Linked DNA regions of Homo sapiens: region 2 is linked to region 1. Evidence: chromatin loops called from intact Hi-C (ENCODE). Cell type or tissue: endothelial cell of umbilical vein. All regions are shown on one strand. Links, peaks and the distances in the headings refer to the core of each region. The heading gives the core; the rest is flanking DNA. Region 1 overlaps CEP128 (centrosomal protein 128). Region 2 overlaps NRXN3 (neurexin 3).

Region 1 (17,152 bases), core at 3,520-11,519:
CAAGTCTGTGCTCATATTAAACAGTCAGCATCATTTACTTGAAGGTACAAACTATCAAATCAGATTTTTTTTCCAGTAACAATAAAGAATGAAAAAGTTATATCACTGAAAACTAGAAAATAGTTGTTCTTACTATATTTTGTAATTAAATTCTTCACATGGGTAGAAAATAAAAGCCAGTGAAAAAATATTTTAAGCTTAACAGAATATGATGTGATTCCAATCCAAAGTAGACTACACGAGCTATAAATTGAAGTTACAAGTTGTTTATATTTATGTATATTAAAAATTTGAGGTAGCTTTAGGGACATTTTCAATCAAGCAAAAACTCAATATTAAGTACTGAGTATGTATAAAACACTATCATGGAAACTTTAATTAAAATTTTTTTAAGATGGAAATCTGATGTCTATCTCTAAAATTCTTTTTGGACGCTTAAACACAGCTCCAAAGCCATCAAACATCAATAAAATAATACATATTTTTAAAAGGACTCTATGCATAATACAGCAGGATTTTATTGCTCAGAACATGTACTACTCATTTATATTAACACATACTTTTTTTGTCATGTTCTTTGAATTTCTAAATTATGCTTTTTCTCAAATCAAATTAGAGATTCCTCCCCCATGAGAACTAGCTAAAGTAATGGAAAATTTTAGCCTTTAAGTTCATCCAGTTGAGGATTATCTGTGCCAACAAAAACCAAAACAAAAAAAAATTAAGTTTCTTTTCAAGGCAAAAAAAAACAAAACAACGCATTCACATTCTAAATCCCTGAACCAATATCTAATTTAAAAATAGCTAGGTGGGTATTACTTAAATTGTTCAAAGAAATTTATTTTTCAGCCATGACCAAGGAAAGGAAATTCTATACCAACAACTACAACTTAAAAAATAAAAAATAAAACAAACCGCACACACCACACACTTTGGTAGGTGAAAAGTAGAAATGCTTGATAAAAGTCCAAAAGGAATTCAATATTGATACTATTATGATACCATACATACTTGAGGGATATCAAAGTAAGGGAGAAATTCAAAAAACTTGGTATGAATTGAAATGTGTGTATTTTCCCGATGGAAATGGTAAGCACATAAGTCAAGTCACAAAATACAACAATTCCTCTTTTTCAAAAGGTAATATCCAATATCACGTAGTTAAGTAGGATTGATCATATGTTAAATACTATTTCTAATAGTAACAGTAATCCTTAATAACATTCCTTAAAGATATCTATGGTATTTAAACATAAAGCTCAAGGTTTTATTTTAAGAATGGCCTAGATGTGTTTTTTGTTTTTTTCATTTTTCTCTTCTTATAAGATGTTTATTATTTCAAGAATCCCAAGAATCCACAAGGGCTCTTATAGGAATTATCTTGGTGGAAGAGATGGATGCTTTTTCTGACCTATTTTCTCCAATGAACAAACTTCTTGGTTCCACTATGCCCATACCTACGGAATCCACCACTGTTTAGGGCATCCAGTGCCAATGAACCCAAACAAGGTCATGAGTTTAATCACCAATTCCCTTTGCTCTGTTTCGTGGACACAATCTTTACCCTAAACCTAGCCAAGGGCCTCACAGAAGGCTAACTAGACCAGAGACTATGAATGAATCAGCAAAAATTCAATACCATGACTACAAAAATAACTCAAAGGTAAACCCCTGTTGACAAGTGTCAGGATTTCATTCTTCAAATGTTATAAATTTGCCAATCTGCAAAACAAAACCTTAATTACTTCATGAAAAAGCCAGTATGCTAAAAAGACATACAAGTCTTTTAACTTCTTTAATTCAAAAGCAACAATGGTAATGAGTATTATTCCCTAACATGCCATTGCTTTTACTGGAACAGATTATATTTTTATGCAATCTTTTACTTAATAAAATCTTGCAAGTAAAGTTAAATGTGAGCCCAACAAGTGCACTTTCCAGGATTTCCTTCAAAATCAAAAAACAAATGCTCCTAGTAGAAGGTCTGTTTTTATCCGAGTAGTTTCCTCTCAAAAAGAGATGCATAGTTTTATTAGAAATCCAGAGTAATATAATACTTCATTTGACTTTCTAAATGCAGGGCCACTGAGTTAGGATTGTTGACAAATAGAAGATCATAGATAATTATGGAAATTTAATTTAGAATTTCTCAAGTTGTATATCTTTGAACAGAAAGCTCTGTAAATATACAACATCTTCCAGTGTCCAGAGTTAAAGGATGTTATTTTATGCCTTTGGGTTTAGAAGGGTTTTTTTTGTTTTTCACTATTTTCTAATAAAAATAAAACAGTACTAAGCCAATGAATAAGTCTATCTGTAGCAAAACGGTTTTTGTTTGTACAATATTACTATGCACTCAGTAGTTGCCCAATAAATATTAATTGATAATGATGGAAATGGGCTTTATAAACAGATGGCCTAGCATAAATTCACTGAAAACATAGATAGAAACATTCCACTCTTCAAGAAAAGCGTAACATAGAAATTGAACAAATCCTGCACACAGAAAATCTCAGTCTATTGTCAGGCAGCTGTTCAGTCAACAGGGGCAGCAGACATTTTTCATCATCGTCATAGCATTAACGGCATTAAATGTCTATTTGCATATGGTGCTGCACAAAGTGACTCACACAGATTCACGCTAGCCTTATTTGTTATAATTTACAATGACAATATTGGCAAGAACATATAAGTACACATAGCAAAGTAAAAGTGATTAAACATAATTTGAGATCTAGTAATATTTGGCATGAACATAAAATATGTGTCAGGCTTAAACACAACTCACAGTAGCAATCAGAGTATTTATTTAACATATAAACTTCTACTATTCCCCAATAGCATTACAGATGCTTTACAAGACGCTTACACATATGCTGAAGGATTAAGTAGAATAAAGAGAGAAGTCAGAGTCCCTAAAAGAATAAGTAATGACTCTTCAAGAACCTAGAAAGTGAATATAATCTCAATAGTTACCAGTGGGGAAAGAAGAGATAAAAGAAGAACAAAAGTCATATGGGCACTAGCTCACGGTTAGTAGGATGGTAAGATCAAGGAAGCTATAAGCAAATTGATCAACCCCGGAAGGCATCCTGAAAAACACACACTTTACAAAAATACTTAAATAAGAAAGTGTAAGATAACATACATGGTAGAATTTTGGAGAAAGACAGTTAAAATGAGGAACTGAATGGAGCAGAAAGTATATTGCAAGCATTTAATAATTAATAGCCTTTAGTATTATTTTCTTAATAAAGTAAAAAGCTTCAGAAGACATGACATAAATGTTAATTATATAGAAATCAGATTACAAGAATTTCATGACAACTTACATTTATACATCATCTTGTAAAACTGCACCCTTCAATGAATCCAAAAGCTAACAGCTGGCATGCTACTACTTCTGTGATGTAGAATACATTTCTAAACTTTCAACTTTTGTTTTATCATTATTCAATACTAGGCCAATGAAATATATTATCAAACTGGAATATTCTTTAATCCAGCCAACTATTTCCCAATACCAGAAAGATAATATAGCTTGTAGAGACTGTCTACAATATCTAAGTAGCTAGCTTGCTCTGTAAATGGAAATTCAAGTATCAAGTACAAGGTTGAAAGAGACATCCTCCAAGGTCTCTTCAGAATTCTCTTCTATAGAAGCTTTGGGGGAAAAAATATCTTTCACTGAAAAAAACATCAAAAGTGTTTTAGTGTCATCTGTAAGAGGCTGAATAAGAGGGCAAGGAGGGAAATCAAGAAAAAGACTAAAGAAGGTGACTGAAAAGCATGATGTATCTCAGACCTGCATGTTTCAAGCTGTGCCAAATAGTGTTCAAACGCCTTTGAAAACTAAATCCTATAATAGTCAATCATTCTTCACCATCCATTTTCTTTTTATCAGCATGTCGACATTAATGGTTCTCTCACAGTCTTATAGAGAACAATGTTTATTTCATCTTTGCAAAGAAAAAATTTGTTATTTGTTACCACAAGTAACAAATATAAAGAAGAAAATAATTAGTATGGTGTATGATGATAGGACAAAGAGCAATGGTATGGATAAAAATGATAGTAGGTCAAAATTTATATAAGTGTTTCAGCCATTGATTGGTAAAGTGCTTGACATGTTAACAACAAGCAGTGGGGCAGAATCACATTCATGAAGAATTTCCTAAAATAATGTGAAAATACAGTCTTAGCAAAAATGCCACCTCTCTCACCCAAACTTTCCCCAAGGGGCCATAAAGAGGTAATTATTTCCCCTCTGAGATATTCTGTAGACTACACAAATGTGGAATAATGCCCTTACTGCATTGCAAAGATAGTTAACATCTCTATTTCCTCAACTAAACTAGGGGTCCCTAAAAGGTGAGATAGTATTTTAGGTATCTTTAAATCCCTAGTCCCCAGCGCAGTACCTGAATTATATTAGGTACATGATAGTATTGGCCAAATGAATATTTTACTGAATGAATAGTTACTATACAGTAAGCAATATTTATTCATTCATTCCTTCAAGAAACACTTACTGGGCCCCTACTCTATGCCAAGCACTGGTCCTGGTACTGGGGATGCAGCAACAAGCAAAGCAGGTAAGTCCCTGCCTCCATAAAGCCTGCATTCTGCTCAAGGGGACAGATGGTTGACAAATAATGAAAGTGTTAAGAAAACATACAACAGTGCAAGGGGCTCAGGAGTGAAGGAGTGTTTTATCTATGATAGTCAATAAGGGCTTTCTGAAGTAGAGTTCTGAACATGAGCGCACAAACCGTACAACTGTTTCAGAGCTGAAAATTCCTAGCTGTGGGAACAGAAAGTGCAAATGCCCAGGAGCAGGAGGTACATGGTATATCCATGGAAAAGCAAGACGGCCAGGATGGTTGGCCTAGAGTTGGCAAGAAGAACAACAATAGAAAATTAGGGGTTGGGCATGGTGGCTCGTGCCTTTAATCCCAGCACTTTGGGAGGCCAAGGTGGGAGGATCACTTGAGGCCAGGAGTTTGAGACCAGCCTGGTCAACATGACGAAACTCCATCTCTACTTAAATTACAAAAAATTAGCTGGGTGTCTTGGCGCATGCTTGTAATTCCAACTATTCAGGAGGCTGAGGCAGAGAATCGCTTGAACCTGGGAGTCAGAGGCTGCAGTGAGCCAAGATCGTGCCACTGCACTCCAGCCTGGGAGACAGAGTAAGACTACATTTCAAAACAAAAAAAAAAAGAAAAAGAGAAGAAAGGAAAGAAAGAAAGAAAATTAGGGTGAGAGGAATTCAGAAACCAGATCAGAGGGGATCTATTGTCTATAAATAAACCATTGATTAGCCAGACATGGTGGGACATGCCTGTAATCCCAGATACTCGGGAGGCTGAGGCATAAGAATCACTTGAACCCAGGAGGTGGTGGCTGCAGTGAACCAACATCATGCCACTGCACTCTAGCCTGGGCAACAGAGTGAGACTGTCTCAAAAAAAAAACAAAAGAAACCATTGAAGGGTCTTGAAGAAAGATGTGACATTATCTGATTCTGTAAAAGACCACAAGGAGGTAAGAATGGAAGCAAGGAGGCTACAGCATTAGCCCCAGCAAAAGAGGAGATGTAGTGGTAGGAAATGAACAGTTTCCAATTTAAAAAAATATTTTTTAAATAGAGCTGACAAAATTTAATGATAGACTTGGTGTAAAGAACAGGAGAAAAGGAGAGGCAAAGACATAAAGGAAACATATAAAGGTTTTAAAATATAAAACAAATTATTTTATCAAGATGGTTATCTATCTGTTTAAGAAGAAACATTATAAGATGAACCACACAAAAAGAGTAAGATTTTGCACCTTCCAAACAAGTTCACAGGTCAGGAGGAGAAAGAACTGGAAACTGGGAGCTCCAGAGACCCAAGTTCGCCCACACTTTGTGGCTTTGAATCACAGCATCACTGTAACTTGATTGCCCATCCAAGACTAACACTGGCGAGGAAAGTTTCAGGATCTCATTCTCAGATAATAAACATAAAACTGTAACTTTTTTGTCACAACCATACAAAATCCATTAAACGATGAAATAATGAGGTTATAGTTCTAAATACTATCCTAATACTTGACCACAGTATGGACAAAGATATATAAGAAATAACAGCTTTTCATTTTTTGAGCAATGAATAATTAATACCACAACTTTAATATTTTTTAAAAAGGGATTTGGGGTACTTAATAGAAATACAAATTAACTAGAAACACAATGAGTCATGAGAGCTATAAAAAATGCTTTTCCAACAACTAAAGAAAAAATAGGCAAAGGATAATCTATCTGTTGGATAAACTATCCAACAGAACACCAATAGAAAATAAATATAACTGGGTAGATGGACAACAGTGTACAAAAGGAAATCACCACCAAAAACAAGAAAATAACAATTAGGAGAAAGAGGTTTAGGTCTACATAAGATGAATATTTATAGAAAGTATCTTTGGGAAAATTCTGCATGCACAGCTTCGAAATATTAAAAGTGGAAAAGGGAATGGGAATATATGATTCCCGCGAAAAAAATGCTCATATCAAATTATAATCTGTTTTACTAGATATAAATAGTTTCTTCCATAGAGGGAGGGAGGGAAGGAGGAAGGAAGAAGGGAAAAACCTGTAATCCTGAAGAGGAAGCATGAAACTATAATACAAAGGCAAAGAAATGACAGTTTTCATGATAAATACAGCAGGTGTCTTCATATAAAATACACAATGTGTCATACTTTTTAACAGCAGAGGGTAACACCGTTTCAAATTTAAATTTGTAATAACAGACAGTTAATTAGATTTTTTTCATTTGTGAGGCTAGTGCCAAGTACACTTTCAGAAAGCCCTAAGAGTTGAGAGTATACACACTATAAATAATTGTTTTTCAATAAATTTGGCCAACTTTAATAAACAGTGTCTACTACTTCACAATTAATGGTTCAATACTGACGACTAGTGGTCAAAACTTGTAGTAATTCCCTATCAAGTATTCTATGACCTTTATCAATTTATTTAAAACATTTAATGCAAATTATGTGAAAATCTAAATTAAAAGATATTGCCCTCACAAACATTCAGAAAAACACGAAGAAAAGGAATTGTATCTACAAAGTCTCTTTAAAAATTCTTTCTGTCCATTATTTGCAGTATCCCAAAAGAAAAGTCAATCAGCATTTGCTGTCAGCTCACAAAGGAAACAGTTCCATGAAATGTCACTTTATTCACGCTCACACAGCTATGTTAACATTCTTCATAAATCCATAATTAATATTTCAAAGAGGTCTACATTTAGAATGCATGTATCTGGGCATCTCCATTCTAAATTTCTTTTTCAAACTTTGTTAAACACAAAGATATCAAAAATCCAGCTGTCTTTATTAAGTTGTCAGTATAGTTTGAAAACCAGCAACCCACTATACGAAAATGTTATTTTTATAGAGTTGAATTATGTTTAATTTAACTATGATTGAATTCTTGAAGAATGTTTATGGAATTTTGAATATATCATTGTAACTACTATATAAACTTCAAATAAGTTAAAATTGTTTAACTTTTACTTTCTGTCTTCAGGAATGAGAGCAGTAGAGTAACACAAGGTATAAAAATCTTGGAGTGAAATTTACCAAGAATGTTATATGCAGCTGAACAATCACTTACATTTGGAAACGTCAATTTCTTTAGCACCTGTTCAGTGAGCTCTGTGTGATAAACCCTGTACTACCTGTCCCAGAAACAAGGGTAAACGAGATGCACAAAGCCCCTCCAATGGAGTCTACATTCTTTGGCAAAAGGCATATAATAGCATAAGCAAACAAACAATAATTATAGTTTGTGTTAAATGCTATTTTTAAAAATAGAGTAATATGATACATGACAGTGAGCAATGGAACTGAAGGGGCGATTTTAGAAGGCGAGGAGGAACGGGAAAGTTTTCCCTAAAGAGGTCACAATTGAGCCTGAGGAACGAGAAGGGAGAAAAATGTTCCAGTAAGACACTGAGAAGAATCCAATGTAGCTGGAACATAGATATCTTAGACTAATAAGTACTGTATGTTTAAAATCTTAGAACAGCTATCAAAAGAACAGAAATATAATCTACAGCTCCAAAGCAAACAGAAAGTATAAAAATGAATATATAATATACTCCACTCCAAATAGAAATGGGAAAAAGAAACAAAAAGAGAAGTTAAAAAAAAATAAATAAGATAAAAACACTTTAAAATATTCCAATAATCGCAGTAAGTATAAAATGACTAATGCAACCATTAATTTATAAGATAAAGTTATTTTTAACAAACTATAAGGTGTTTTGTAAGAAACATGGAAAAATGGAAATACTAAGGAAAGATTAAAGAGGGAAAATGATATGCCATGAATAAAGTAATCTTAAGAATGTTAAAATCAAGAGGCACACTAGGTAATATTTTTTAAATAATTGACCAAGAAGTAATTTAATTATACATAAGATACCACATGCACAAAACAGATAAAAGAAAACTGACACAAATCACACGGAGAAACTGATAATCTCTATAATAATGAGAAGCTTTAGATATATGTACTAAGAAAACAGAAGAACAGAACAACAAAATTCACAAATGACCTATTAAATTTATATATGTGTGTGTGTATGTATGCATGTATGACATGCACAAGCACATAAAATTCTGCATCCAAAACACAGAAAAATATTTGTTTCTTACTCTGGAGTACTTACAAAAAATTGGTCATAGAATTAGGTCAAAATGGAAGTTTCAACAACTTTCAAAGGAGTTAAATTAAAAACAATAAAAAGAGTTTAAAAATAAGCACACATATATCTCTGAAAATACCAAAAGACATTCCTAAATAAGTTTTGAGTTATAGAGAAAATTGTAACAAATTATAAAAGATTTTGAAAAAAAATTACCATAAAAGTATAACAAAGCATATGGTAATTTGGTTAAATTTTCATTATTCATTTTAAAAAAGCAGAAAAATCAATCAAGCATTCAATTTTCAAGCCTAAAAAATAAAACAGAATAATCCTTTAAATGAAGAGAAAGAGAGAGTAACAGAGTTAAGAGCAGAAGTTAATGAAGCAATAAACAAAGCCAGTCAAAAAGAAAACTAATAAAATAATACTATTTCTAGCAAGACTTTAAACATGAATTACCAAATTGACTTAATAAACAGGCTATACAACCCAATAAACATTAAAAAAAATTAGTAATCTGCAGCACCAAAAAGATATTAGACACAAATTGTTTTATGGGTAAGTTTCAACAGACATTCAAGAAATAGATAATCCCTCTCTTACACAAAACTAAACCACGAAATAGGAAAAGAAGGAATCCATCTAATTCATTTTATGACACTAATGTAACCATGCTTCTAAAACCAAAAACGTCAGTGCAAGGAAAACTAATCTCAATCATAAACACAAATATAAAAATCCTAAGAAAAAAATAGCAAGTTAATTCAGCAATGTATAAAAAAAAATTATAATCAAATAAAGTTCTCAGGAATGCAAGGAGGGCTCAACATCTATTGATGGAATCAACCATATTTAAATCAATATATTTAAATACCCAAAGTTAAGTGCACAGCAAGAATATCTGATAAATTTCACAACCCATTCATGATTTTTAAAATAAATAAATAAATAACAGCAAACATCTCTTGGCAACCTAGGAATAGAAGGCAATGTTCTTAATGCGACAAAGGTTAGCACTAAAAAGTAGGGGCAAACACCATACAACATTTAACACTTAAGAATCATACAAATATAGAAGTAACACAAGAATTCTTGCTATCTTTGCTTCCATTTAATATTAGACTTCAGGTTCTAACCAGTGCAATAAGATAAAAAAAAAAGAAAAGAATTATAAAGAGACTAAATTGCCTTTAATTTCAAATGATATGATTATCTATACACTAAGATAGTATGTCAGTAAAGCTATTAAGAAATTATAAGGACTAATAAGGGCATTGAGCAAAATTGTTGGATATAAGAACCATATATGAAGCCAGTTGTACCCCTGTATACTAAAAATAACCAATTAGAGATGCAATTTTAAAAAAAAATCCCATTCCAGATAGAAAGAAAAACCATAAGGTACCTAAAAATAAGTCTAACAAAAGAGGTCTAAGACATTTATACAGACAATTATAAAACATTATTGGAAAACATTAGAAAAGACCTTCTCTTTAAATTAGTCTGTACTTAATACAATCGCAATAAAAATGCCAGCATGATTTTTCATGGAATAGGACAAGAGATTTTCATTATCATTTACCAAAAGATAATAAAACCTATAATAATTAAGAAAGAATTATATTAGTATAGGGCTAGACAAGCAAATCAATGGCAAAGCATATAGAGGTCAGATAGATATTGTAGGAAACTAGATATACAACAGATGTGGCATTTAAATTAGAGTGGAAAGAACCAATTTTTATTCAAAAATGATGCTGAAGCAACTGATGAGTCATATAAAAAGCAAATTAGATCCTTTCCTCTCTCCTATTAAAAAAAAAATCCCCGGGGGGAAAGAGAGAAATCCCAAATAATCCAATATTTTTAAATGAGCAAAAGTCATACATAGGCACTGTATGTAAGCACAAATGCAAACTGCCAAGAGGTGTGTGAATAGATGCTCAAATTCACTATTAGAGAAAAGTGAATAAACATAAAAATGAGTTAACACTTTATACTGATCAGATGGCAAAAACTTAAAGAATTATAACCACTACTTCTGGTAAGAATGTGGGGGAAAGAGCTACACTCAACCATTGCTGGCAGAACAACGTGCAGTTTCAGAACCTCTGGAAAAATAAGATCTACCAATGGCAATATAAGATTACATTGGAACCATGTCAGCTAGTTGGATGAACTTCCAGAAAACATTGGCAAAAAAAAGGAAAAAACAAGAAGCAGAAATGTATACTAAATGTGATCTCATTTTCTAAAAACGAATACATGACCAAAAAGTCCCCATATATATGCAAAGGTGTATATATAGTCTATATACATCAGTCCAGGTAATTAAAAGCAAACAGAAAAATATAAAGGGATACCTTCCAGGCCGTCAACATGAGTTCCTTTTTTTAGGGGTAAGAGAAGTGGTTCATGATGAAAGAACAGAGTTGGAAGAGATGTAGGAAAAAAATCAGCCATGTAAATAAATAAATAAGCCTGTATTGTAAGAGAATGTCTGAATATTTCATATGATCACATTTAGTTATATTAAAAAACGCTTTTTGTACTAAATATTTAATAATGAAATGTTAAAAGAACTACGTGAGAAATAAACCTAGTTAAACACAGGACCAAAACAGTGTATTAATGTGGTCACTACTTAACGTATTAAACAAATATTTAGTAAGTATTATCTTCAAATACTAGAAATGAAAAGTGTTCAAAATAGGTAAAATTAAAAGAGAGAACATATCAAGAATCAGTAACATAAATAATCGGGGACAAAGCTCTCACATATGTATTACCAGAAACTGGACAGTGAAAGAAAAAAAAATGCCATCTTTACAGAAGAAGAAAAATAGTCAATGGGATTAAAGCTGGTTAAAAGAATAAAAAGTGTGGCTCAAAATAAGCCCCGATTTATACTACACACACAACTTTACCCCGTGAAGAATAAACACTGGAGTAGGAGTTTTAGGATTTTCACTTGCTACACGCATTTTCCAACAAAGTAGTACATGTGTGGTTGTCCTGTTGTGATAGTGCTTTCAGCCTCTTGGTGGTTTGAGGGCTCTGACACCCTGCCTGTGTTACTCTCTGCTTACCGAACCCCATGGGGCTCACACAGTCCTGTCCAAGGACTCAATTCTAGGGCTTATGTCCTAAGAATAAGAAAAATAAAGTACATCCTCTGAGTTTTCCTCCTGCTTTCCACAGGATTGTGTTTGACTTTTAAACTTTCATTTACTTGTAAACTCTATTGGTCCTTCTCAAAGATTAGAGAGGCTGCTGGGATGATCAATACGAGAGTGATTTTAATGGGCATTTATAACATCTAACAATATAATAGGGAAAGGAAAACTTATGAATAACTATGCAAAATATGAATATGAATAACTGTATGCAAAAATGTACGAGATGACTACAAAAAAAAAGGGGCATTGGTTATGGAAACAAGAGGGAGGCAAAGTGAATGATCAAACAAAAGTTTTACAACTGAACCTTGAAAAGGTAAGCAAAGGCGAGTCCAAGATCTGCCAGCCTTGGAAAGGCCTCCACGACTCCAAACAAAGTAGGGGAGTCTGGAAAGAAAGTGCAGGAAAAGGGGTTAATGAAGCCAGGTTAGAATATTTGCCTGACTAGGTTCTCCCCTGCTGTGTGATACTCGAAATATCACAGAAGCCTCAAGGGAGACGCAAAAGCTATTAAGAACACATTAGAAAAACATCCTAGGTTTCATGGAAGCTTCTCCCTTAATGAGTCCAAACTAAATACATTAATAAAGGGTACCCGAGGCTTTTCTTATGTGGTATCTGTATTACTCAGCATCTCTGGGGCCATAATTACATTTCTGGACAAAAATGAATAGCTACTTCTTCATTAGGTTTTTCCAAAAAAATGAAGAAAAATGTTGGAAAAAAAGTATCGATTACTTTAATTTTTCTTCATATGGCCTTAGTTTATTGATGAGCTTCACATAACCTGGTTGTCCCTCAGAACAGACTAAAAGCCACTGAGCTGAGCTCCCATCTTAAACACTTAATTTCTCACTTAAACTTCACCATCGTCTATTAAGATTCCATGCCCTTGCCTATCCCACAGACTTCCCCATGAAACAAATTTTAATTTTAAGGCATCTAGATCATATGTAAGCATAGAATATTGTTGATACAGATAAGGGAGAAACTACTGACTTAATATGCTATAAAATGCTCTGAAGACGGCCAGGCATGGTGGCTCACACCTGTAATCCCAGCAAGTTGGGAAGCTGAGACAGGCAGATCACTTGAGTCCAGAGTCTGAGACCACTCTGGGCAACATGGCGAAACCTGTCTTTACAAAAAATACAAAAATTAGCTGGGTGTAATGGTGTGCCCCTGTAGTTGCAGCTGCTTGGGAAGCTGAGGTAGAAGGATCGCTTGAGCCTGGGAGGTTGAGACTGAGTGGGCCATGATCACACCACTGCACTCCAGCGTGGGTGAGTGTGACCCTGCCTCATAAAAGTGCTCTGGAGTGTGCCTGCGTGTGTGTGTGTGCGTGTGTGTGTGTGTCCAGCATTTATCTCATGTTTTTCTTTTCTTTTTTTTTTTTTTTTTTTTTTTTTTTTGAGACAGGGTCTCAATCTGTCACCCAGGCTGGAGTGCAGTGGTACAATTCCAGCTCCCTACAACCTCTGCCTCCCGAGTTAAAGCTATTCTCGTGCCTCAGACTCCCAGGTGGCTGGGATTACAGGTGTGCACCACCACACTAATTTTTTTGTTGCTGTTGTTTGTTTTTTGTATTTTTAGTAGAGACGGGGTTTCACCATGTTGGCCAGGCTGGTCTCAAACTCCTGATCTCGAGTGACCCGCCCACCTCAGCCTCCCAAAGTGCTGGAATTACAGGCATGAGTCACCATGCCCAGCCATGTTTTTCATTTTAAGTAATTCGGCTGAAGATGAAGAAATAATATTCAATGTATATGAAATAGCCAGTAAAAAATGAGTCAGGAGTTTCCAGGATGCAAACCAGAAGTTTAAATTTTTATCTAGGATTTTATGTAAATATTGAACCTGCAAAAAAAGTGGTTTTGGCTTTTTTTTTTTTTTTACAGTTTTTTTTTTGTTGTGTGTTTACAGTCTACATACCTCTTTCCCAACACTACAACCTACCAAGCCTACCCCCACTCCACTAAACTAACCAAAGTTATGATACTATCAAGCACCTCATCAAAAGGAGTTTATAGTATGATAATTTACCTCAATGTTATATACTTGACTGTGTACACAGAAAAGGCTGATGGGTATAGGCTTAACAACACTTGAATTTAGGTCGGGCGTGGTGGCTCCCTCCCGTAATCCCAGCACTTTAGGAGGCCAAGGTGGGCAAATCACTTGAGGTCAGGAGTTTAAGACCAGCCTGGGCAATATGGTAAAACCCCATCTCTACCCAAAATACAACAACAAAAAAATCAGCTGGGCATGGTGATGCCTGCCTGTAGTCCCAGCTACAAGGGAGGCTGAGGTGGCAGAATCTCTTGAACCCAGGAATTCGAGGCTGTAGTGAGCCGAGATCATGCTGCTGCACTCCTGGGCAACAGAGTGACCCCATCTCAAAAAAAAACAACAACAACAACAACAACAACAACAAAAAACATGAATTGAATTAGTAAAGTTCAAAGTATCATCTACAATTTAAGAAAGATAATATTAAAAGAATATAGTCATACAACCCATTTAAAATACTCATCTCTCTTAAAGAAGAGACTTCCATGAGATAACCAAACCAGGTTGTTTAAAATACAATGTATGAAGGTCCTTACCAAATAAAGAAAATCTGGCCATACTGCCCAAGGTAATTTACAGATTCAATGCCATCCCCATCAAGCTACCAATGACTTTCTTCACAGAATTGGAAAAAACTACTTTAAAGTTCATATGGAACCAAAAAAGAGCCCGGATCGCCAAGTCAGTCCTAAGCCAAAAGAACAAAGCTGGAGGCATCACACTACCTGACTTCAAACTATACTACAAGGCTACAGTAACCAAAACAGCATGGTACTGGTACCAAAACAGAGATATAGATCAATGGAACAGAACAGAGCCCTCAGAAATAACGCCACATATCTACAACTATCTGATCTTTGACAAACCTGAGAAAAACAAGCAATGGGGAAAGGATTCCCTATTTAATAAATGGTGCTGGGAAAACTGGCTAGCCATATGTAGGAAGCTGAAACTGGATCCCTTCCTTACACCTTATACAAAAATCAATTCAAGATGGATTAAAGACTTAAACGTTAGACCTAAAACCATAAAAACCCTAGAAGAAAACCTAGGCATTACCATTCAGGACATAGGCATGGGCAAGGACTTCATGTCTAAAACACCAAAAGCAATGGCAACAAAAGACAAAATTGACAAATGGGATCTAATTAAACTAAAGAGCTTCTGCACAGCAAAAGAAACTACCATCAGAGTGAACAGGCAACCTACAAAATGGGAGAAAATTTTCGCAACCTACTCATCTGACAAAGGGCTAATATCCAGAATCTACAATGCACTCAAACAAATTTACAAGAAAAAAACAAACAACCCCATCAAAAAGTGGGCGAAGGACATGAACAGACACTTTTCAAAAGAAGACATTTATGCAGCCAAAAAACACATGAAAAAATGCTCACCATCACTGGCCACCAGAGAAATGCAAATCAAAACCACAATGAGATATCATCTCACACCAGTTAGAATGGCAATCATTAAAAAGTCAGGAAACAACAAGTCCTGGAGAGGATGTGGAGAAATAGGAACACTTTTACACTGTTGGTGGGACTGTAAACTAGTTCAACCATTGTGGAAGTCAGTGTGGCGATTCCTCAGGGATCTAGAACTAGAAATACCATTTAACCCAGCCATCCCATTACTGGGTATATACCCAAAGGACTATAAATCATGCTGCTATAAAGACACATGCACACGTATGTTTATTGCGGCATTATTCACAATAGCAAAGACTTGGAACCAACCCAAATGTCCAACAATGACAGACTGGATTAAGAAAATGTGGCACATATACACCATGGAATACTATGCAGCCATAAAAAAGGATGAGTTCATGTCCTTTGTAGGGACATGGATGAAATTGGAAATCATCATTCTCAGTAAACTATCGCAAGAACAAAAAACCAAACACCACATATTCTCACTCATAGGTGGGAATTGAACAATGAGAACACATGGACACAGGAAGGGGAACATCACACTCTGGGGACTGTTGTGGGGTGGGGGGAGGGGGGAGGGATAGCATTGGGAGATATACCTAATGCTAGATGACGAGTTAGTGGGTGCAGCGCAGCAGCATGGCACATGTATACATATGTAACTAACCTGCACATTGTGCACATGTACCCTAAAACTTAAAGTATAATAATAATAAATTAATTAATTTTTAAAAAAAAGAAAGAAAATCTGGCATTCATGTGACTTCAATAGCACATGAGTAGCTGAGGCTCAAAAAAGGAAGTGGATTCCTGGGCGTGCATGGCCCTTTTGTTCAAATCAGGACAAGAAACAGAAATGAGTGAACAATTCTTTAAAACCCCTACAGAAAAGGAAAATGGCTTTCCCTTGACCAATTTCCAATGATTAACACTGTGCTTTTGCATTAAATGGGAATAGGTAAAGCTCTGAGGACCTAAGGACCCGTGAGATAACAGCAGCAGATTTTAGCCAAAACCACAGAATGCCTCCCTGTAATATATTATACCTTCAAATCTCTGCATCCTATAATTTCAAATAAAAACTCTTAATGTCTTAAGTTTTAAATGTCATATTTTTCATTAACATTGAAAGATACATTTTAAGAAGGCAAAAGAGCACAGTGGCTAGAAGTTCAGGCCCACCTGCTCAATTATGGATTTAATTTTTCACCATAAACAGGAAAAAAATGCATCAATTACTATTATCATATGGTATAGGAATTTCCATAAGTATTTTTAATAAAAAGAAGGGAAAGTGTTTCCTCTCCTTAAACATGACCTTTCCGGAACAGTTTAAGCCATTTAACATGGGAGCAGGAAAATACATCAGCTTAATCTTTCCTAGCTTCCACTACTCTGTTTATAATCTAAAACCACTTTTTAAAAACGTATAGGTCACTGCTTATATTAAAGTAACAAAATATGAAATTAAATAGTTCTTATCAATAGTGATCTCCTATTGTATTGTCAGAGATGGAATTCCAAATCACAGCTGAAGCTTTTAGTCAAATTGACAATTTCAATGGAAATACCCAGGCTCTGGTATCTTAAGAAAAGTGGTGGGAAGCAATCTTTTTCTCCCTCTTTCTTTGTAATTTTGTGCATTCTGCAAAGAGAGAAGAAAATAAGTACAGAAAATTTCTCTAATTTTCTCTTGCAGAAAAGAACAATTGTCTCTTTAGTACTATTCTTATGCTCACCAGATATAATTTGCTTTGAGAACAAA
Region 2 (17,152 bases), core at 5,322-13,321, 1.9 Mb before region 1:
GAAATGCCATTATCCAGTAATTTGATTTTTTGAAATTAATGAAACGCTTTCATTTTCAGACGTGTCCCCCCAACCCCCCGAACTTCACTGCTGATGGAAGAAAGCAGCCAGAAGGATAAAGAAATTTGAGAGGGGAAAAGTGCTGTTTTGCTTATGAGTTACAATCTTGGGTTGCTTTTTATAGTGATAAGGGGTTGGGAAATTTTAATTTTAGTTCACAGAAGTCATAAAATCAGGCAATGAAACTAAAATACCCACAGTCCTCAAGTTATTAAGTAGTATCTCATTGGCTTATTTAGTAATCCCTTTAATGTTCTTTAAGGCCCCCCTAGTGTGTCCAATTTCAGCTAGTTTATAGAAATGATGTAAAGAATAGGTCTGGCTCACAAGAAATCAAAAGCAAGGATAGAAATATTCCTCAACCTTGTGTTTATCATTTATTGTAATGTGATTGTGTTCTTGGAAAAGCATTAAGTTCGGGTGACAGTTAATAATAATTGATTGATCTATGTTTCTATTATTAAGAATACATTACTATACCAAGCATAACTTGAGTTATACTCCTCAGAATTGGGGCCTAATGCTGCATGAACTGCCTCCTCTGCCTAGAACTTCTTGCTAGTACAAAAACTTGCCCTTGCTAGTAGAAAAATTTGACTACACTGGTTCTTGTTGACTTTTCCTGTCCTTACCTACATAGCATGTATAGCACCAAGCTGTAAAAAGTCATTTTGCAAAATTTTCCATTTAAAATGTATTTCTCATAGTAATTTTTAAAAACTTGACAAAATAGGATTGAGGAGTGTGCGGTCAAACAAAATGAAATGGAGTTCTTTATTGCCAGGCTTATTAGGAGACTTTAATAAGCTAATGTACATTGCAAATCATTGATAAGTATGCAGTATTTGCTAATTTTTTTTTTTTTTTTTTGGTTCCAGAAACTTTTTTTACTGAAGTATTTTATACCACATACTTACACACTTTTAAAAAATGCTGACATTATGGAGAAAAGGATTTGGGACCAGTAGAGCTAGGGAATTATGGGCAAAATATGAAGATTCTTGACTGGTACTCTGTAAGCCTTCGTTTTCTTAACTTCTCTCCCCACGTCTAAGGGCCATGAAAGGTCAATTTGCTTCCTCTCAGCGTTTCCCATTATTATTCTTTTTTGCTGAGCTCTTAGTTTTGACCAGGAACCTCATGTGTGGAAATGGTGAGGACCCAAACCTTGACCCCAAAGCAAATGTCTCAAATACAAGCCCCTCCCCCCAGAAGTTAGGAATGCTGGCTGTGCTCAGACCCCTCTGGTAGCCACTGGGGGACATATAGAAGACACAAGAGGTGGCCTCTACTTAAAAAGAGCCCACATTCTCACACAAAAAAAGAGAAAAACAGTAAGTGAAATGACCACAACATGATTCAATCATTTCGGAGGAAGGGAGAGAAATGAATGCAGCATAATTAGTAATAGCGCACGGTTTAAGCCATAGGCACTCTATTAAAAACTTTACGTGTGTTGATACGTTTAACCCTGCTAACTTCATATCCGTTTTACAGATGGGGATCTGAGGCATAGAAAAATTCAGTAACTCCCCCAAGGTAACCCAGTGAAGAAGTCTTGGAAGCAGAATGCAAAGTCAGGCAGTACAGCCCTGGACTCTCCATGCTCATCCACTATATGCTATTGCTTCATAGGAATAGGAAGCTACAGCTTGAACCTGGCCAGAATTTTCCATAACTATATGTCCTTCGTCACTCTAAGAGCTGGTTTGTAGACTGCTTGTTGGCCATCAGTGCAATATGGAAGTGAATGTGTGACAAGGAGGCAAGGCAACAATGCTGCTTTAGGGAGGGTGCTGGATATATTACCCATGAATTAGATGGAGTGACATTCTGATACTGGGCCATAGGGAAGAAGTACAAACTCCTTAGAACAGCTTCTACATGGAAATTTCACCAGTTAAATTCTACCTACTGCTTTTCTTGGGCAATGATGTGAGGAATAAGTAAAACCTTTTTTCCAAAGACAGTTCATTGTACTAGTAAAGATATGGGCTTTGGAATTAGCACACCTGAGTTCAATGTAGGGGTCTACCATTTACCACCTGCATGAATCTTGATCAAACTGCTTAACCTCTGCAAGCTAAATGTCCTAACCTCTAAAGCAAGAGAAAGATACTTCTCTACAATTTTATTGTGATAATGACATTTCATAGTGATTATGCAGTATTTAGCACAGTGCTTGCCTTATATGGAATTTTCAGTAGTCTTGGTTTTGGCTTGTTATCTTTCTCCCCAGTTACTTCTCTTTCCCCTGAAGTTTGAAAGAAGCGGCTGTGAGGTATGAATATATTTGCCCCTTAAGTAGAAAGGAGGTTCAGTTTGCAGACAGCATTCAGAGGAGATGAGTGAAAGGTTTCCATCACTACTATTGATTAAATGACACATAGATTAAAAAAAAAATATTTGGTTGGTTTGGCACAGGTTTCAAACTTTCAGCATCTCTCATGCTTTGCACAGGTGCAATAATATACTTATTTTTTGAAGTCTTCATCAACAAAGGAGTAAATTCGTTTAGCACACAGTGAAGCCAATTCTTTTTCTTTCCTTTTTCTTTCTTTCTTTTTTTTTGAGACGGACTCTTGCTTTGTCACCCAGGCTGGAGTGCGGTGGCATGATGTCGACTCACTGCAGCCTCTGCCTCCTGGGTTCAAGCAGTTCTTCTGCCTCAGCCTCCCAAGTAGCTGGGACTACAGGCGTGTGCCACCACGCCAGGCTAATTTTTGTATTTTTAGTAAAGACGGGTTTTCACCATGTTAGCCAGGATGGTCTCGATCTCCTGACCTCGTGATCCACCCACCTCGACCTCCCAAGCCAATTCCTTTTCTAATTTGATCTCACATGGCCTTCTCCCCCTCCCCTCACCAACTTTTAGTTGAGGCTCCTGTGTGAGTCATCCTGAACTCCCAGTTTGTGTTCCTGGGCTAAGCTCCTAAATCCACTATTAACTTCACTTCTTGTACTTATCCACATCCACGCTCAGTCTCTCTGCTATCTCAATAAACACTTTTTTTTTTGCTATGAAAAATTAATTTTCTAGTGAGCAGAATATCCCAACCCCTCAATCCTGGAGATCAATTCATCCAGAATTTCTCTGAAAGTTCTCAACTTGACTTTAAAATTGTTTCTTCAGATTCCTTTTGGAACCTCAATCTTCACCAGAGATTCCCCATTCTGACTTCTTAGTTCTCATCTTAGATTTTTTCTTTGTAAAATAAGAATTAGCATGACTAGCAGCATCATCATAGTTCAGTTTCTCTGTTTCTGTGGATATTGACTATGACTCCCCCTCCCCATCATTTTCCAGCCCAGCTCCCCTTCCTGGTAGGAGTAGCTATAGCCAATTTGACAGTAGATGTTTCTTTCAGTCACTTTATTAATTTAGAGCATGCAAATTTAGATTATGTTGCTTTGTATTTTCACAGCCTGTCTGATTTTTAACACTAAGCAATTTTATTTCCTAGTTATTTGTTAGCAGATTTATGTTGCATTTTGATTTTTATATTTAAGTTAACCAACATCTTTTTTTCTTATACTAAGAGAGTGATTTGTCACTAGTTGTCAAAACACTGCATAGAAGCTCATAACATGTAAATCTAATTTTTGTGCTTATAGGGAATATAAGAAATTTTATTTTTATTTTTTTAGAGACAGCATCTCGCTGTGTTACCTAGGCTGGAGTGCAGCCTCAAACTCCTGGGCTCCAGTGATCCTCCTACCTTAGCCTCCTGAATAGTTAGCACTATAGGTACATACCTCTATGCCTGGCTAATATTTTTTTTTTAATTTGTAGAGACTGGGTCTTGCTATATTGCCCAGGCTGGTCTTGAACTCCTAGCCTCAAGTAATCTTTCTGTCTCGGCCTCCCAAAGTGCTGGGATTACAGGCATGAGCCACTGTCTCCAGCCAATTCTTTAAATTAGGTCTGAGTTTTTTCCCAAAGAGATAAAACCAATATTGAGCACTTAAGGGTATGATCTGGTTTAGTCTCCCAGATACTGAAGTTTAAGAGACCTAAGAAAATACAATCCTCCCTTTTTTTGTCACTGTAATTCTGAGCCAATAGAGAAAATATTGCAATGAGGATGGAAGGCAAATATCATTTTAATTAGTAATAACACACAATAATATTGCTTACACCCACTGAACTTCAGAATTAGACAGAACTGCCCACTTGAATAGTAGTTCAGAACTGGGCAGACATCCTTTGTGGAAGCAAGGCTTGCTCCTGTAACACCCATTCTATGGATGCATGCAGTAGAATGGACATTTCTGAAGGCAGCTTGCTCCAGCAAAGAGAAACAGGAGGTGTTAGGGGCTGAGCTAAGCATACACAGCTTCTCTTTGCAGATCATCCTTAATATTTCTGATTATGTCACTTCTTCAGGAAAGTTGTTAAAGAGGAAATAAAGAGATGCTATCAGTCTTGCTAATGGAGTTTTTTCAATGTAGAAGGTAACAAGAGAGGACAGGAAGAAAGAATTCCCCCTCTAATGCTTGGCAGTAGAACATGGTTTGTTATGTTTTAACATGATTTTTCTATATAAATGTTGAGGAAGCCAATTTCTACTCTGGCCACATTAATGATGTTTTTCTTTATTTTGTTATTAAAATTTCCAGTCTCTTTGTATTTTTTTTTCAAGCCCTCCTTATCCCCTCTGCCCTAGTCACTCACCACTTCTAGGTAAAATAGGTAATACAAGTTCTAAATAGTTCATTTGTAACAGCTGAAGATATTTCCGTTGTGAATGTCAGAAACCCAACTCAAACGCTTTAAGCATGAAAGGGAGTCTATTGCCACACAGTTTGAAAAAGCCGGGAGGTGCCTGGCTTGATCCAGAGTCTCAAAGGACAGCACAGATGATTCTCTTCATTTGGTAATTGTCTTCTGGGTTGCTAGTCCTCTGATCCCTCTGATTTTCTTATAGCCTCTAGGGACTCAAAGCTTTCTTCTTACCCCTCCAGCAGTCCTTGCTTGCAAAGAATCCTCTTTCCTAAGTGTACCAGCAAGAGCTCTGGAACTGAGTGTGGCCGGGATGGCTTGGGTTGTTGCCAGTTCTAAGGGTGGTCCCTAAATCAGCCACAAGAGCATCACTGTGAAACTTGTTAGAAATGCAGATTCTCAGGCCTCACCCCAGACTTTTGAATTCTAAACTCTGAGGGCCTAAGCCCCCCAGGTGATTCTGATACACCCTAAAGTGTAATGACCGCTTTTTAAGTCTGTAGTCCAAAGTCTGTGACAGTTAGGGGGGTAAAGTACATTGAGTGGTCTAGGCTGAGTAGCTTGATTAGGGTCAACTTTATCCAGTCCAGGTGGTTGAAAGGTCAAGAGGGGTGGGTAGCTTCCTAAAGAAAAATTACGTGTTATTATAAGATAAAGTAACAGTTGCTGGGCAGGTAAACTCAACTGATAAGTCTATAATAGAATCCTTCCCACGAGTACTAAGTGGAGAGTTATTACGAGAAAAAATACTTGGTAGTGATGCCCAAGACTTGTGTGTTGTGTCTTTACAAGGGTCAGAGCAACAAAGGCCTTTCTTCTTATAGTGTGTATTAGTGTCCAGTGATTCTCCTGAATGGAGAATATCAATAGTTTTATCCTTTAGCCTGGGTTACTCATGACCTCATATTTCCCCTTATATGATGAGCCGTGCTGAGCAGCTGCGTGACAGCATGTAATTTGGGCAATGCCTGATTGAGGCCAAGTAAGGTATCTACCATATTGAATATTTGGTTTTCTTGAACTCACCCAAGAAAGCTGAATATTCTGTGTGGAAACAGGTTACACCCAAAAAATATACTTGAGGGTGCTGTGATAAATGATGGTAACTTTTCTGTTTGTACCTCATTTACAATTTTCACAGGTACAATGGTGGGAGACCATACCCGTTTGGAGTTCCACAACATTGAAACGGGAATCATGACTGAGAAACGCTACATCTCCGTTGTCCCCTCCAGCTTTATTGGCCATCTGCAGAGCCTCATGTTTAATGGCCTTCTCTACATTGACTTGTGCAAAAATGGTGACATTGATTATTGTGAGCTGAAGGCTCGTTTTGGACTGAGGAACATCATCGCTGACCCTGTCACCTTTAAGACCAAGAGCAGCTACCTGAGCCTTGCCACTCTTCAGGCTTACACCTCCATGCACCTCTTCTTCCAGTTCAAGACCACCTCACCAGATGGCTTCATTCTCTTCAATAGTGGTGATGGCAATGACTTCATTGCAGTCGAGCTTGTCAAGGGGTAAGTAGAAGGGATCACGACTTATGTTGGACACCTTTAATCTACTGAAGCTCTACGTAAAATATGGACATAAAAATAACTTGTCTATTCTACTCCCTACCCTCCATTCCTGACACATTCTCGCATCTTCCTTGATTAAATGGATCCATAAAATTATTAGGTCTGGAAAGGAGAGAGGCTCATGATTTAATTTAAAGGTCTTCCACTAACTCAACACTAACAGACTTTTTCCTATGAAATGTAGCCCTTTAAAACTATTGAAGAAAAGCTTATTTTTGCAAAAGAGGGCTATGATTTGTATTGCATCTAATTCTTGAGTATTACTAACTACAACCACCCAATTTATACCAAAAGATGAAACATAAATATTTTAAATCCTACCATTAGCCCATATATGCAAGTTTTTAGAAGCTGCCCTTTCCTCAAGACATTTTACTACCATGTATTAGAAAATAGTCAAAACAAAAAACCAAAACAAAAACCAAAACAGATTAATGGTTGATGATGAATTTAAAAGTCACCCCCTTATGTTTTGTAGTGTACAACCTGTGCTACTTTGACTCTGGAGAGTATTAGTAGGTAGTGTTAATGAAGTGGACTCGATGAGTATGGAATTATAGTGAAGCATGATAGAATAAAATCTGACTATTCTTGTAACCTCATATCAAGATTTAAATTATTCCTGCATTATGCCAGTTTAGCATGGGGGATTTGAAGCCCACTATGTCAGTTACACACATATAGCCATTAAACCACTTCGGGGATTTTCCAATTATTGTTTTTTTTTTTTTTTCTTCCTAGGTATATACACTACGTTTTTGACCTCGGAAACGGTCCCAATGTGATCAAAGGCAACAGTGACCGCCCCCTGAATGACAACCAGTGGCACAATGTCGTCATCACTCGGGACAATAGTAACACTCATAGCCTGAAAGTGGACACCAAAGTGGTCACTCAGGTTATCAATGGTGCCAAAAATCTGGATTTGAAAGGTAAACCTTGTAAAGAAATTTAGTTTTTAATAGAGCTTTTCTTACAATAGATAGACTATTTCCAGAGGCAAACCACAGGTTCAGAGTGCCATGCATTTTTGATACATCATCCATATCCTGTTTTAACAATGTTGAATTATCCTGTAATGCAATTTTTTCCGTTTTTACTTAGACTACTCATCAAGAAATGGTTCATTTTCTCTGATAACCTCGGGAATGTCATGCTGTGGGGGCTGAGAGATGACAGGATGAGTGTCAAAGTGTGGGAAGGGCCGTAATACAGAGGAAGGAATATAGGCTTTGGAATTTCAGCTGAATCATTTAATGTCTGGTGTCATCAGTAAACTGTCTTAGCCTTGTTCAGCTTACATTTACTTTTCTTTGCAAAATGAGGATAATAATTGTTAGTTTCTGTATAGGTCGTGAGAAGTTTTGATGGCATGTCTGTATATCCCTCAGCATATTATTGGTAACAAGCACATAAAAAGCACTCAATAAATGCTTGCTTTGTTGACAATATTGTTAATCTTTACTCCATCTATGATGAATAAATTTTTGAGATGGTATATATAAAATGAATGACACATAATAAATATTGGTTTCCTTTTTTTGCAGGGTAGAAACTCAGGTGCTTATCTCATTTATGCTGTCCCCCCCCCCCCCCCCCAGCTATCTTATTCCTTATCTGATGAATTATCTCAAGTGTATCAAACTAGTTGACATGGTCACCACATCCTTTACTCATTCTCTTTTGCTAATTACTTTCCTTTCCAGGTGATCTCTATATGGCTGGTCTGGCCCAAGGCATGTACAGCAACCTCCCAAAGCTCGTGGCCTCTCGAGATGGCTTTCAGGGCTGTCTAGCATCAGTGGACTTGAATGGACGCCTGCCAGACCTCATCAATGATGCTCTTCATCGGAGCGGACAGATCGAGCGTGGCTGTGAAGGTACAACCTATTTTTTTCTTGTTAAGCTACAGCCTTGTTGCAAGCACCAAGCCTCTTTGCTGCCTCTGCCACTGCCTCCTTCCTCAGTTGACCAGTCCTGTCTCATTCTCATTTGCCACGTGACATTGCATCACCATCAGTGTTCTCTTGTCACTGGTTTAGTATGTCAAGACATGTGCCACAGGCTCCAGGAATGTATGTTGGCAGATGTTTTCTGAGTATCACATACTTGCCAATAAAAATAAAATAAAATAAAAAACTTCCCTGGCATTGACATCAGGCTTCTTTCAATGTGTACCTTGGCTTCCAGAATGGCTGAAACAGCACTGGAGACTTTTATTTATACTTTAATACATGATGAGGGGAAAACCAGAGATTTTATGTAGATGTCACTAATTAATAAAATGTTTCTTATTTTGGCTGATAGTGACTGCATTATTTAATGCAAATCTAGCAGGCAATAGGAAAACGATGTCCAAATGCCATGATGATGGAAGGGAACTAACATTTACTAAGTACTTACTAATTATCAGGCATTGCTAGGCAGTTCTTTAGTGTGGTATATTGGAACATTATGGGCTTTGATATTAGAAATACCTGGATTCAGCTCCAGGTAGTAGCTCTTGTTAGCTATGTGACATTTGGAAGGTGATGTAACTTCTGTAAGCTATATCTTTCTTACCTATAAAACAGGGCAATAAAACTTACCTTGAATGTAAGGAGATCAGAAATACACATAAAATGCCTGGTATGTAGTAGGTACTCGATAAATGGTAGGCTTATTGTTTACAAATATTATTTTATGTCAAACATCTAATAATACTGCATGTCTACCCATGCAGCACAACAAACCATGCTCAGCCTGTTCCTGTAGATGATCCACTGTCTCTTGAGATACTAAATGAATTTTACAGGTCTTCCTGAATCCAACAATTCTTTGCAGTGTAAACAATCTAGTTTTAACCAGCAGATGGCAGAAGTGAACACATTCAGCCTTCCCTAGTAGTCTTGGGTTGGCTGAAAACGTGACTGTTACCTAACTTGAAAGGCAAAGAAGTTGCCTGACCAAGGATCTATGTAATTATTTCCTTTTTTTCTTTTTGAGCCTTTTGGTTGAGCCTTATGGTCCTGTGTTTGCGCAATATATTGTGTTTCCTTGTATCAGTTGTTAATTTACCACATCAAATCTGTTCATTCCACTTCTGTGTTCAACTTCATGTATCGCTTCTGTTCTTAAACAGCTTCCATCTGGGTTAGCTCATCATCGTAAAGCACACATTTATAAAAGCTTCCTGTCAGCTTATCAGGCTGACTTGGAGTTATGGAAATTGTTTCCCTTTGCCTAAGAGTTATTTTTGTATTTTGCACTAGTAATAGGAATGTTCATTCCTATAACCCACTCCATTTTTCCTTTATCCAGAAATATTTCTTAAATTGTCTTGGCCAAATATGGTGTTTGTACTATGTAGTGTGTGTGTGTGTGTGTGTGTGTGTGTGTGTGTGTGTGTGTATAAAGGGACAGGAGGTTGGGAATCACTAAGCCCTTAAAGCAGCCACTTTGCTCCTAGAAATGAACAATTTCATTCAATCAGGGATTTTTGTCTCCTTGGCTTGCTTTTAGTTCTTTTGTGTATTAAAGGGCAATCCTGGAATAGACGTAGCATTTGGAATTAAATTGTATATAGTGTTTAGAAGATTGTAGAATGGCAGTAATTCCATTTATCCTGGAATAATTAATCATATGAAGTCAAATCACAATATAAGAGCACATATTAGAAAGCGTAAGATACTGGTCAAATGTTACAGAATTTTTATTATGCCATCAGTTCTTCAGATTTAAAAGTTAACAGGAATCATCCATTAACTCTATGTCAGTGTTTTCCAATAGATATATGTAACACATGCAATTATAAATTTCCTAGTAGCTACATTTTAAAAAGGTATAAAGTAACAGGTCAAATTTATTTTAATTTTGTATTTTATTCAATTTAACTAAATATACCCAAAATATTATTTCAGAATGTAATAGAGATAAAATTATCAATATTTTGCACTTTTTTTCACATTAAGCCTCTAAACTTGAGTTTGTATTTTATACTTGCAGCACACCTCAACCCAGGGGCTACATGCATTTAAAGTGCTCAATACACATGTCAATGGCTACTGTATTGGTAGTACAGGTATACAGAATACAAAAATTAAGGTGTAAATAAATAAAGCTATAGTATTGGATTAAAAGGAGGTCTAAGCTTTATAAAAGGGTACTAAAATGTATAATATAAAGGGAGAATGACCTCACTTAAGAGAGTTTTAAGAGAAGCAGTAAGAGCATCAGCAAAAAGAAATTACATAACGAGTTGGGGAAAATGTCCCTATCCCTATCTACAGCTCTATGTGCAGTTTGGCATTACTCATCACATGCATTACAGAGAGCTCCGACCTTCCTCTGAGTATGGTTGATTGTTCAAAGCCGGATATTGTGGCTTGATGGCTCCACCATCTGAATCTATGGTGAGTCCCATGAGCCTAATAGCACTGCACTCTATTGCCATGGAGATAATTACAACGGTTACCCACTGAGCATTATGCCTACCCCGCTGGGTGGGATGAAGTGGAGGGTGAGTGCTGAGGGAAGAAAGTCCTTGTTGATTGTACACAAATGACTTGGATAATTAGCCTAAGTGGCCAGGAAAAATGGCCCAAAATGGGTTAAGGCATAAATTACTGTCATTGGAAGTTTGTACCACTGTGAATAAGCCCTTGCAAGAGATCCCAGGAGCATTTTAGGGTTCTGTGTAAGATGGTGGGGAGGTAAAGGGAGAGCACAAAACACTGGAGACACTGCAAAAAGGCATCATTTTTATTCTGAATCTCTTGTGTAGAGCATGAGACCCCCAAGAAGGCCTTTGAGCATTAGGTAGTATGAGGACCACAGGAAACAGAACAAATTTCTTAATTTATCATTTCTTTTACATAGAACAGTAAACAAGTAGGGGATGAGGTTTTATAACTAAGAACTAAGACCAGAATCTCTTCAAGATATGTTTTATTCTAGCAAATCTAGAATACACAGATAAACATATATATATATATATACACACACACACACAGATAGATAAGTATCTGTATCTATCTACATTTAATATATGTTTCCATCAAAGTCATTGACAATGACACTTTAAGATCCCTAGGTAGTAAATGTGTTACCTTCCCTATTATATCAGACCCATGACAGCAGGTAAAATAAAAGGCAAAAGAGTCCAAAATTATTTTTATTTATTTTATTGATTGAGTGAGTGAGTGAGTGAGACGGAGTTTCGCTCTTGTTGCCCAGGCTGGAGTGCAGTGGCGTGATCTCGGCTCACTGCAACCTCCACCTCCCAGCTTCAAGCGAATCTGCTGCCTCAGCCTCCCAAGTAGCTGGGATTACAGGTGCCCACCACCATACCTGGCTAATTTTTGTGTTTTTAGTAGAGATGGGGTTTTACCATGTTGGCCAGGCTGGTCTCGACCTCTTGATCTCAGGTGATCCACCCACCTCGGCCTCCCAAAGTGGTAGCAAAATTATTTAAAAACTTGCTAATTTAGTACTCTTCAGCTCTCAAGTATGAGTAGCAAAAAAGAAAAAAATCTTGAAACTAGTATTTGATTTTATGTCTCTGATAGATGCAAAGTGTATAATTTAGATATTAAGTGCAATTTCTGGGCAACTCCTAGTCAACATTTAGTTGTAACTTGATACCTCTCAATTTAAGCTAGGGTTTTAAAAAAAATCATACCTGATTTAATATGTGGCTGGTAAATGTATCTTCCTATATTGAGGCCAGCTTTGCTGCAGAGGCCAAGGCATGATCAGCTAGAAATGTGGTTTCACAATTGCAGATGATAAACATCTGAAAGAAATACACGTGCTTTGTTTTGAAACTGGCACGAATAAATAAAAATGACATTAGTCTGGTGCCCTTTTGCCTGCAACTATTTGGGTTTGGATATATTTTTAAAATTAAACAAATTGAGCTTTTTGGTGTTCCCAAATCACCGTGATCCAAATGTCTAATTCCAGTGCCAAATTCCTGGGTGGCATTTGCAAGAGGGCACAAGGGGTGCACTCGAGTGACTCTTTCATGCTGAACTCCTAATGTTTAGAAGTATTTCTATGGGCTCCATCTGATTGCACACACGTGTCTTTCAGTCTGACCGTGCACTCCCTGAGGTTGGCTGTGTGGATGTGAGAAAGCTCTTGTTGCCCTTGTTGCCCGTTGCCTGTGCTTTGTCAAGTCTGATGCGCCCCTGCCCTGCTCTGCTGACTTGGCTCTGAGGAGGCCGGCTCTGTCCCTGGTCTGCGCGTCCCCCTCTGCCCTACTCCCCAACCCCATCTTTGCTGTCTCTGGTGAACCTGTAGAGCATTTCAATTGTCTGTCTGAGTGATGGTTATGCAGATTGCGTTTTCATTTCTGTAATGTTATCCTGGTTTATTCTACCTCTTACTAACCTCTGGTTATTGTTTTCGCTTTTTCTGTTCTTTTGCTAACAAAGTTGCGTTGACCAAAGCTGACCTGCAAGGTAGAGAAGGTTCTTGTTCCCATTACCACTTTGGACTGAAAGATGCCCTGTGTAACCCTTGGTATCTTTTCTTTAGAGATCTTCAAGCTGTCACACCTCTTGGACAGCAGCAATTGTGGGGAGGTGGCTGAACCCTGTGTTCTTCTGAAAGGGTGACAGATAACCCAGATCAATGCATGAAAAATAGCTATCAAGAGGAGACCTCATGGGGGAAGAAACATGATTCCATTTTGGGGGGTACCAAAGAGGTTTGACAGCATCCCATACCGTGACTATACATAAACATATTAATTTACTCTGGAAATGATAAATACCTCTCCAAGTAGTTGCCATGGAGGGGTTGGCTCCTCTTAATTTATTCACCATACATAGAAAAAAGAACTTGGAAGGAAAAAAAAGGCCAAGGCCAGCCCTTATGCCTTAAGTTATTATTTTCTGGATCAGGGAGGTCATTTCCTGGAGCAGGACATTTAAGTACTTGGGCTTTATGAAAGAGAATGTCATTTTCTCTTAACTAGTTTTAAAGTTTTAAATATTTCTGGGCATTTGGGAGACACTAATGTCATTAAAATGTTTCAGAGATTTATATTTTCTATTGGGGATTTTGGTTGAGCACTTTAATTTCCTGTTTTGTGATCGCAGGAAAAAAGTACTCTTGAGGAAGAAGATGATCTGTCATTTTAATCCTGAATACCCTATAAAATACCACATGTGAGATGTTAGTGAATATCTATTGCAGAAACTACTTCATCCACTATTCAAAGAGGCATCTTACAAAGTCAGTAATGGCCCACTGATCCTATGGTGCCATGCTGCTATGTCTCAGAATAACAAGGGAGGAACAAGCATTTTAGGTGTCTTTTGGCTGATTGTCAAGCAGGAGACTGAGCCTCATGACCTCTGCTGAGTTTGCAGTCAGTCCAAATTGTTAGAAGTAGTTAAGGCAAAGGTAACGTTCAAAAAATTACTTTTCATCTAAAAAGATCATTGACTTTGCTGTGACTTTCTTGTTATATGCCATGTAGCTAACCAGTACAAGCGCCTATCTATCCAGAATACATCCACCAATGAAGACTCTGTCACTATTTTACCATAACTTTGTTTTTCTTTATCGCCTCTTAGCAGATTCACATATATTTTAATATATATTTAAATTAAATAAAAGAATATACACTAGTTAGGACTTAAAGTCAGAGGAAGCTTTACAATAGCTTTCAGTTTCAAAGTATAGAGGGCCCTTGTGGCAATACTGTTGTTTTAGACATTATGTTTAATTGTCAAGAAAGATCCACTATGTATTTCTCTGTAAATGGAAGAGAGAGAGAAGGGGGCAGGACTCAATCTGAATGCAAGACAATCCAAGGAGATTGAAGCTCCTTAGGACTGGATTTAGCGGATTAAACTAGACAACTACATCTCTTCCCTGACTTTACTATCACGCAGGGTAAGAACTATATGGATTTTGAATTCCCAGAGCTTAGCATATTCTCTCACCTAGAAAATCTGGACATGGCAAAATAATCTGAAAGTTCTCATCCAAAGGAATAATGGTTTGTAGGGAGAAGTGAGTCATTGATTTCTATGCCTAAAGTAAATTGTTTACCAAAGCGTAGATACAGATTTAGGGACATAGTGGTTTGGAATATATTGATGTTTCCTTTTATGGAAGCTGTCTAGGCATCAATATGGTTTTAACATTATTACTTTATTGGCACGAACTTTCCTCCATTCTTGTAATGACTTGACAGTCTCTTTGTTTGTGGCAGGAGCTGCTTTTTTTTTCGATTATTTGGGGCCGTCTTACTCTTTCCCTGTTTTATAGGAAAAGCTTTTAGTTTTTTGTTTCCTAACATTGGGGTGTGGACTATTACTCACAAGCTGGCTTTTTCAGCTACAACCTGTGAGTATAGATAGTACTAATTACCATGAAGTATGAAGGGTAGTGAAGATATATGACAAGGAAATGAGGCAGTTGGAAGCCTAGACAAAAATGTATTCAGAAGGAAATATAACAATGAGGTGTAAGAAGTGACGTAATGAGTCTAGATGAGTCAACAGCTTAAGTCCTCTTGTTATTGTGTGGTTGGGGTAGTGTTTTATTTTTTATTTAAAAATTTTTAACTTCTCCAGTGAATGTGTTGTTGAATTTAACAGGAAGTTAGTGTCAGCTATGCCTGTGTATCAGGGACTAGGTACTGGGGATGCTAGGATACTGCAGATGAGATGCAGTCTCTAACTTCAAAGAATTCCACAGATGATCAGCCAATAATTACAATGCAAAGTGAAAACTCCTATCCTAGAGACATGCGTCCTGCCATGTGAGCATGAAGGAACACACTGGATCGTGTAGGGTCATGGTGGTCATGGGGAGTGCTCAGGGGATATCTTCTCAGACAGAGTTTGAGCTGAGTCTGAAGGACAAGTATGTTTTAGATGGATGAACGATGGAAGCACATTCGAGAGCTTGGCTTAATTGGGAATCTACAAGAAGCTCAATGTGGCTGAAATAATGTGTGTGGGGGGATATGATAGCACATGAAATGGGAGTGGTAGGATAGAGACAGGTAATGACAGACTTTTCCTGTAAGGAGTTGGACTTTATCCCAAGGATGCTGTGAGGAGGACAGAGATTTGGGTTGGATTTTCATTTTATCAGGATCACTCTGACACTAGAATGGAGAAAGGATGATGCAGACAGAAACTAGAAACAGAGAGCAGATTCAGGAGTGAAGCAGCATATTCCAAGACAGAGGGAAGAGACATGCCCCCAGTGCCTGTTACTTGACTTGGTCAAGGAGGTAAACAAGTTTCCCTTTCACATGAAACCTCAAAGAGCAAGAAAGAAAGTGAACTCTTTCTCCTGTTTGCTGCACACACCCTCTCCACTGCTACACTGTTATTCTGGTTAGTAGCACATGTATTTTCACATTATGACAAAAGATATCAAGAAAGAAGTTTACCGACTTTCCTGGTTTCAGGCCAGAATCTACATCTCTCTAGGTCAACACAGGAGACAGGAGCTCTCCACGGTACTCCTGTGATCCACGGGAGGGAGGTTGCCTTGCTGAGCAGTGCAGTCTTTGTATCAGTGTACCTTGGACAGAATGACAGCTTCTACAGAACATTCAGAAGTAACTTTCTAATTCCTTTTTGTTTTTAAGAAGGGTATTAGTGGAAAGGAAGAGATTTCCTAAAAGCCTATTCATGGAAGAAAGGAGCTGCAGAACTATAAAAGAAATATTAAGATTGACCTGTTTGGTGTGAGGCAGATGACATAAATTATGAGAAATAAAAGAATAACTCTTTTTTGTATTAGGTGATTAATTAGAATCTTCCTATTCCATCTTTAATTATAACTTCTCTTAGCAGGTTTTATTTCTGATGTTTAATGACTTTTTTTCTAGAAATGTAAGGTGTCCCTCTGCCCAGATGGTGAACACGTGGTCAGGGGATCCAGGATCCATTGGATCTGGGTGCTAAGTGCTGGCTATTTTGAGAAAGTCAATCAATGTATTGGGTTCAGATGCCTTGGAAATCTCAAGATTCTTTAAAGGCATTTTAGAACAGAGTTAGAATTAGTCAAACACCTTTAGTTAGGTAAAGGAAATTTTAATTCCCCAACTGTCTTTACTATGATGAATATTGTCCTCCACCTCATTTTCTCCGAAACTGAAGATTGTATCACATTCTCCATTGTATTTTTTGTTATAAAATATAGTACTTGACCTACTATAAGTTCCTCAAAATGCTTTCTATTGTGGAAAATAATAAGAGAGACATAAATTGCAGTGAACTTCCCATTATTGTTCTTGTGTCCTTTTCCTCCACATTATACGAGAGAGGCGTACAACACAACTGTGTCAGTGTGGCACACTACCAAAATGCATCTTGTTTCTGGACTCCTCATCAACTGTACACCCAACTTAAGTGGGAGGAGGAAACCTGATTATTGTCCTTTCTAGCAGAATTGCTGATGATCTTTATTGAGAGTCTCCTTGATGAAGGCATACACTAAGGACTTGGCAGGTTGTATCTCCATTGTGACTACAACCTTAGCTGATAGATACTGTTGTCTGTTTCATAGGTGACTTTATAGGTCTTGCATATGTTCTTTCATTTAATCTTCACACCATATGATGCAGTAGAAATACATATCTCCCTTATACAGATGGGGACACTGAGGTTTAGAGTTTAATATCACCAGCCCAAGGTCACATTACTAGTAAGTGATTAAACTGGATTTTAAAGCCCATGACCTTTCGCCTATTATGCCGTATGGTGTGAGTCTGGGTTTGCTTATTTCCAAAGCAGAAAGAGTACATAGATGACCAGAGAGTATCTGA

What was found. Peaks named below come from ENCODE experiments on the same cell type or tissue, not always from the same donor. Only the 100,000 strongest peaks of a DNase experiment are listed, where the experiment ranks them.
Region 2: a loop joins it to region 1, with 10 times the contacts of the local background. A loop is called at or near these places in 58 of 110 quality-filtered maps.

The regions. Positions count from the first base shown.
Region 1 is chr14:80,843,453-80,860,604 of GRCh38, forward strand. All of the region lies in intron 9 of CEP128 (centrosomal protein 128), which reads right to left. Among named protein-coding and RNA genes, the nearest start is that of CEP128, 90 kb to the right of the region's middle. In endothelial cell of umbilical vein, for the core only: a CTCF peak has its summit at 6,976; a DNase peak (open chromatin) is centred at 6,959.
Region 2 is chr14:78,960,101-78,977,252 of GRCh38, forward strand. It overlaps NRXN3 (neurexin 3), which reads left to right. Exons shown (of 21, transcript NM_001330195.2): 12 at 5,925-6,306; 13 at 7,108-7,298; 14 at 8,073-8,246. Among named protein-coding and RNA genes, the nearest start is that of NRXN3-AS1, 110 kb to the right of the region's middle. In endothelial cell of umbilical vein, for the core only: a CTCF peak has its summit at 9,230 (motif pointing right); DNase peaks (open chromatin) are centred at 7,491 and 9,321; H3K27ac peaks cover 2,910 bases.